2 separate regions of the Mus musculus genome follow, and region 2 is linked to region 1. The links are chromatin loops, found by intact Hi-C in ENCODE. Cell type or tissue: left cerebral cortex. All regions are shown on one strand.

Region 1 (2,500 bases):
AAAAGAACCTATTTGTTTAATGTGTAATACACAGTAATAGAAACACTCAAAGTGTCTATATATGTGTTTTACATTGACATATATAAAAAAGAAAGAAAAACAAATATGAACCAAAAGAAAGTAGATATAAGGTGAAAGAGAGATAAACAAGATACATGTGGCAAATTAGGAACGTTGGTATCAAATGGCCATAATCCCTAGAGATAAGTAATGATGACAGAGAAAGAAGAAGCAGAGCATGCTACTACATTCTAGTGCGTAGGAATCCTGAGAAAAGAATCTACTAGGTCTCCCCGCCTCTGTGGGTTTTGGACAACATTTTTTTTAGCTGGAGAGTGTGATAAATGTTCATGAAGATAGCCCTGCATCTCCAAGATAAGCCCAAACCTGTTCAGTGTATACACCCTATTATCAAAAATAATTTTAAATGTATACTACATTTTCCAACCTGAACAGTAAGACCACCATGTTCTGGGATTTCTTGGTAGTAAATTTAGGTTTGATGCACCCTTTAATTGGCAACAGTGTTCCCCCAATAGGTCAGGAAGCCAAGACAACTATGACTGAACGAAACAAAGAGTGCAGTCCTCAGCTGATCCATTACTGCATCTTCTCTTATATTCATGCTGAGCATCACTCAGAGACTAGGTCACCTCACCCAAGACCTTGGGCTACAATTATTAGCTAGTTAGCTGCAAATGAATAGCTCCAGGTACCTGTTAGTATAAAGCTGTAGACAGTGAAATGCAGGAATGGGTTGTTTTCTATAATTACATTCTCATCTTGATAACAGGATGGTGCTTTAAAACCATTCAGCTTCTGTTTAAACACCACAAGAAGTCCACTGCCTTTGTAAAGGGGAAAAAACATGGCTGTGCTTGTCCTAGAGAAAGGAGACAAGGAGTCACTAAAGCTGATTATGTTGTGTTTAAGGCGTGTTTGCTCAAATCAAGTGCATGGGGAGTTCTTTCATTTGAAAGACATCTTTTCTACCAGGGGACTGGCCTCAAAATGCGACAACCTGTCTGGAGCGCTTGCCTGGAGACTGAAAGAAAAAGCCTGATGGTGTTTCTGTTTTCCTGCCTTGCCTTTCATGTAGGTGGTGGATTATCTACCTCCTAATGGAATAGGCCGTGGGGGAGATGCATAGCCATATTCTGTGGGTGATGGAGACTAAAATCAAGTTACTATCATTTTATATCCCCCTCAGAGAATAGGATATGATTTTTTTTTTTTTTTTGCTTCAGACTCTACTTGGAAATGACTGCATCGCAGAACGTGTGGTGCGTCTAAAATAACACATCTGTCTACTAGAAGTCAACAGGTCTCCTGTGTGCCTGTGTTGATTTTAAACCACTACAAAGGTGCAATGAAATTGCTTGGAGAACAGAAGAGGAAGCAGAATTCATGCAGAGCACTTTACAAAACCAAACTGAATTTAACTTAGCTATCTCCTAATAAGGACACTTACCATAGACCAGATGAAGCAGGAAGATGCAAACCAATTTCAGTAGTGATAATATGTATTCATCTCTGAGTCCTTAATGGCCCATGAGGGCCTTTGCAAATTTTAGTATATATATTAACTGTAAACTCTAATATCTAGACTGTTGAAATTCATAATGATAATATGTATGCTGACACTTGTCCTGTCCACTCTGTTCAGAAAAAAAAAAGTTGTTTATACCAATTAGTAAACAAGTTATAACTCTTGAGTCACCAAAATCTTGGCAAACATGTATTGTTTTCCTCTTAAATGTATATTAATTACAAATGAATTTTTTATAAGCCTATACTAGGTCCTGATAGAACCTCTACTTAGCAATTGCTACTATTCACTTGGGAAACTGTATTTAAGTAATATATTTAAGATAAAATAATGATTTATCTCCCACATATACATACACACATACATATATACATACATACATACATACATACATACATACATACACATGTAATACATATTGCACACAACCTCTCCAGGATCATTCATTTTTTAATTAGATATTTTCTTCATTTACATTTCAAATGTTATCCCAAAAGCCCCCTGTATCCCCCCCACTCCCCAACCCACCCACTTCTGCTTCCTGACCCTTGTGTTCCCCTGTACTGGGGCATAATTAAGTGACTAATTGCCTTATCAAAAGGTTTACCCAGGATTCTGCTAAAAATGCATATGTCTTTAGTTCCTTTTCTATTCCTGTGATGAAGCACTATGGCAAAGGCAACTTTTTTTAAGCATTTAATTGTGGTCTTGCTTATAGCTTCAACGAGTTCATGCTGTCTGGTGGGGAGTATAATGGCAAGGAGACAGGCAGGCATTTTGTTGAAGCAGAAGCTGAAATTGGGAATGGCATGGGCTTTTAAAACTTCAAAGCCTACCCCCAGTGACACACCTGCCTGAACACAGCCACACCTCCTAATCCTTCCCAAATAGTTCCACTGACTGAAGACCAAATACTCTAATATATAGGCCTATAGGGGACATTCTTATTCA
Region 2 (2,500 bases), 310 kb before region 1:
CCTACTTATTTTTGCTCTTCCCTTTTCTCATTCTTTTCTTTTCTTCTTTCCTGGGTATACAGCACACTGTGAGTGAGGAAAGAAAGTGAAAGTCTCTCTCCTCCTTAAATTCCTTCTGTCAGCTCAGAAGTGACAGTGGACGTCCTACCTCACATAGCCTTCATGGCATGGGTGACCTTACCTGGCCCTCCTAGAGGTCAATTTCCACCTTCACTCCAGTCCTTGTTTACATGGTAATTAACAGCCTGTCTGTTGAAGGCTTTGAAGCTCTGAGTCCCACAGCTTCTACAATCTTCTTCGGAAATGTGCAGCAGGGATAATCAACACCTTTTAGATTGACATAAGATCTTTTCACCTTAATGCTTTTGGCATGCTCTCTGAGATGAATTTTCATGAGACTCAATTCTCCATTCTAATTTTCAGAAGAAAAAAAATGGCTTTCTGTTTGAGGCTATTTTAATTGGTGTCTTATGAATCTATCATTTTTATGCTTTTACTTCTTTTGAGGGACTTAGGAATATGTTACTTTGTCTCCTTTTTGGACAAAATCTGAGTAAAACATTAGTAGGCTTATCGAGAATAATAAGTATTTATGACCTGTTTGTCTTGTTTTGGGTTGTCCCTTAATCACTTGGCAAAGGAAGTCGTGTTTATGCTTTATCTTTGTGTGTCCAAGTGTGTGGGGGCCAGAGGAGCCCATGAGATGTCCTACTCCATTACTCTCCACTGTATTCCTTTGAGACAGCATCTCTCTCTGAACCTGGAGCTAGGCGCCTGTCTGTGCTACCACCTACTCTAAAGCTGGGGTTATAAGCTCATGTGTGACCCTGTCCAGCTTCACACATGGGGTTGGGAATTTGAACCCATGCTTGCATGATGACTGTTCTTACCTGGTGATCCATCTTTCCTAGCCTTCTTTATCTTTTAAGAAAATGCTTCTTGAGTCAGGACAAGCATTGAGCATTTGGAGATAACTGTCTATCAAAACCATCACAAGGTAGTTACTAGTTACCATGCATCAGATTGCAAAGGGGGTCTGGCACAGTAAAGGGTAACATTTCTGTCAGAATAACTCAGATTATATTTAGGATATACTCCAAAAAGGATTCAGAAATGATTTTTATGCCCCCACTCCATGGCTGTCCTCTTAGCTGTTTGCCATGACCTCATGGTTATTATCATCACAGGAAAAGTTTGTAGCATCCAGCTGGGGTGGGGTGGGGGTACAAAAATGCAAAAATGGAGCCAGTGAGTTTGTTATAGGCAACAGCAATGAGATTTAAGCTGGAGTGTCCATCGGGGTTTATACTTACAAATGATATTTGTTTCTACATGACAAGGTAGAGATATGCAGAAAAGAAAGCTGCTGTTAAGTTGAGGCAGAACCGCGTATCGCTCTCTTTGCATTCTGTGACAATGCTATTATTGCTAGCTTACACATAGCTGAAAATAGACTCCCGCTCTGCTGCTTTTTCTTAGAAAGGCAAAGAGGATGCATTTATGTTGTATTTTGTTTCAAAATAGGCCTGCATAGATTTCTGATTCTCAGAGGCCTTACAATTTTGCCAACACCACACACACTGTTCTTGTTATTTTTTTATCATGAGGTATATTTATCCAGGAGACATTATTCCATGGTTATTTCTGATTGTGTGTGTTAAAATAGAGCCAGTGCTTTTTAAATTCCTGACTCCTAGTCATGGAGGCAAATGCCTTTAATCCCAGCATTAGGAAGGGAGAAACAGGAGGACCATTGAAAGTTCAAAGCCAGCCTCATCTCCATAGTGTGTTCTAGATAGACAGGGCTACATAGTAAAACTTTACTTGAGAAAGAGAGGGAGGGAGAGAGAGAGAGAGATAGAGAGAAAGAGGGAGGGAGAGAGATTGAGAGAGAGAGAGAGAGAGAGAGAGAGAGAGGACAGATTAAAAGTAAAAATTTCTCACCCCTTTTTTTCTCCTGCCTTAGCATCCCATTTTATAGAGAAGGTAGAACCCACTTCCTAAGTGCTGCCTCTAACACCTGCTTTCAAACATCTTCATTTACCTATGCCCACAGCCAGGCTATCTCCTCCATAGACTTTTTTTTTCTTTTATCCAGCCTTGTTCAATTTAGTGACCTTAAATTACTCAGAAGCTTCATCTTCTCCCTCTTCCTCCCCCCTCTCCCTCTCGCTCCCCCCACTGTGTGTGTGTGTGTGTGTGTGTGTGTGTGTGTGTGTGTGTGCTTCTTTGTTCTCTGTTAACTATATCTAGGTTAAGAACAGCAGTATTCAGCCTTGATCTTTCCCTGTTCCTCTGTGCATAAATATTATGGAGCCTGCTGCATTCTAGCAGCATCTGTGTAGTTTCATATAAGGTGGACTGAGTGACCTCCTCTATTTGTGTATGTTCATCTATTTGTGTTCCTTTGGCTCCTCCTCTGCCTAGTATATTGAGTAAGAAGTTTGGGAGTCTTTTCCAGTTTTGCCTTTGGCTCATGGCTTTGCCATATTTTGCAACT

Evidence for each region. Hi-C counts contacts between places; a loop is a spot of excess contacts. Peaks named below come from ENCODE experiments on the same cell type or tissue, not always from the same donor. Only the 100,000 strongest peaks of a DNase experiment are listed, where the experiment ranks them.
Region 2: a loop joins it to region 1, with 6 times the contacts of the local background. A loop is called at or near these places in 20 of 42 quality-filtered maps.

The regions. Positions count from the first base shown.
Region 1 is chrX:167,500,938-167,503,437 of GRCm38, reverse strand. All of the region lies in intron 9 of Frmpd4 (FERM and PDZ domain containing 4), which reads left to right. Among named protein-coding and RNA genes, the nearest start is that of Prps2, 120 kb to the right of the region's middle. In left cerebral cortex, no CTCF peak of the experiment used is centred here; no DNase peak of the experiment used is centred here.
Region 2 is chrX:167,807,716-167,810,215 of GRCm38, reverse strand. The region is part of intron 1 of Frmpd4 (FERM and PDZ domain containing 4); the gene reads left to right. Among named protein-coding and RNA genes, the nearest start is that of Frmpd4, 310 kb to the left of the region's middle. In left cerebral cortex, no CTCF peak of the experiment used is centred here; a DNase peak (open chromatin) is centred at 1,472; H3K27ac peaks cover 625 bases.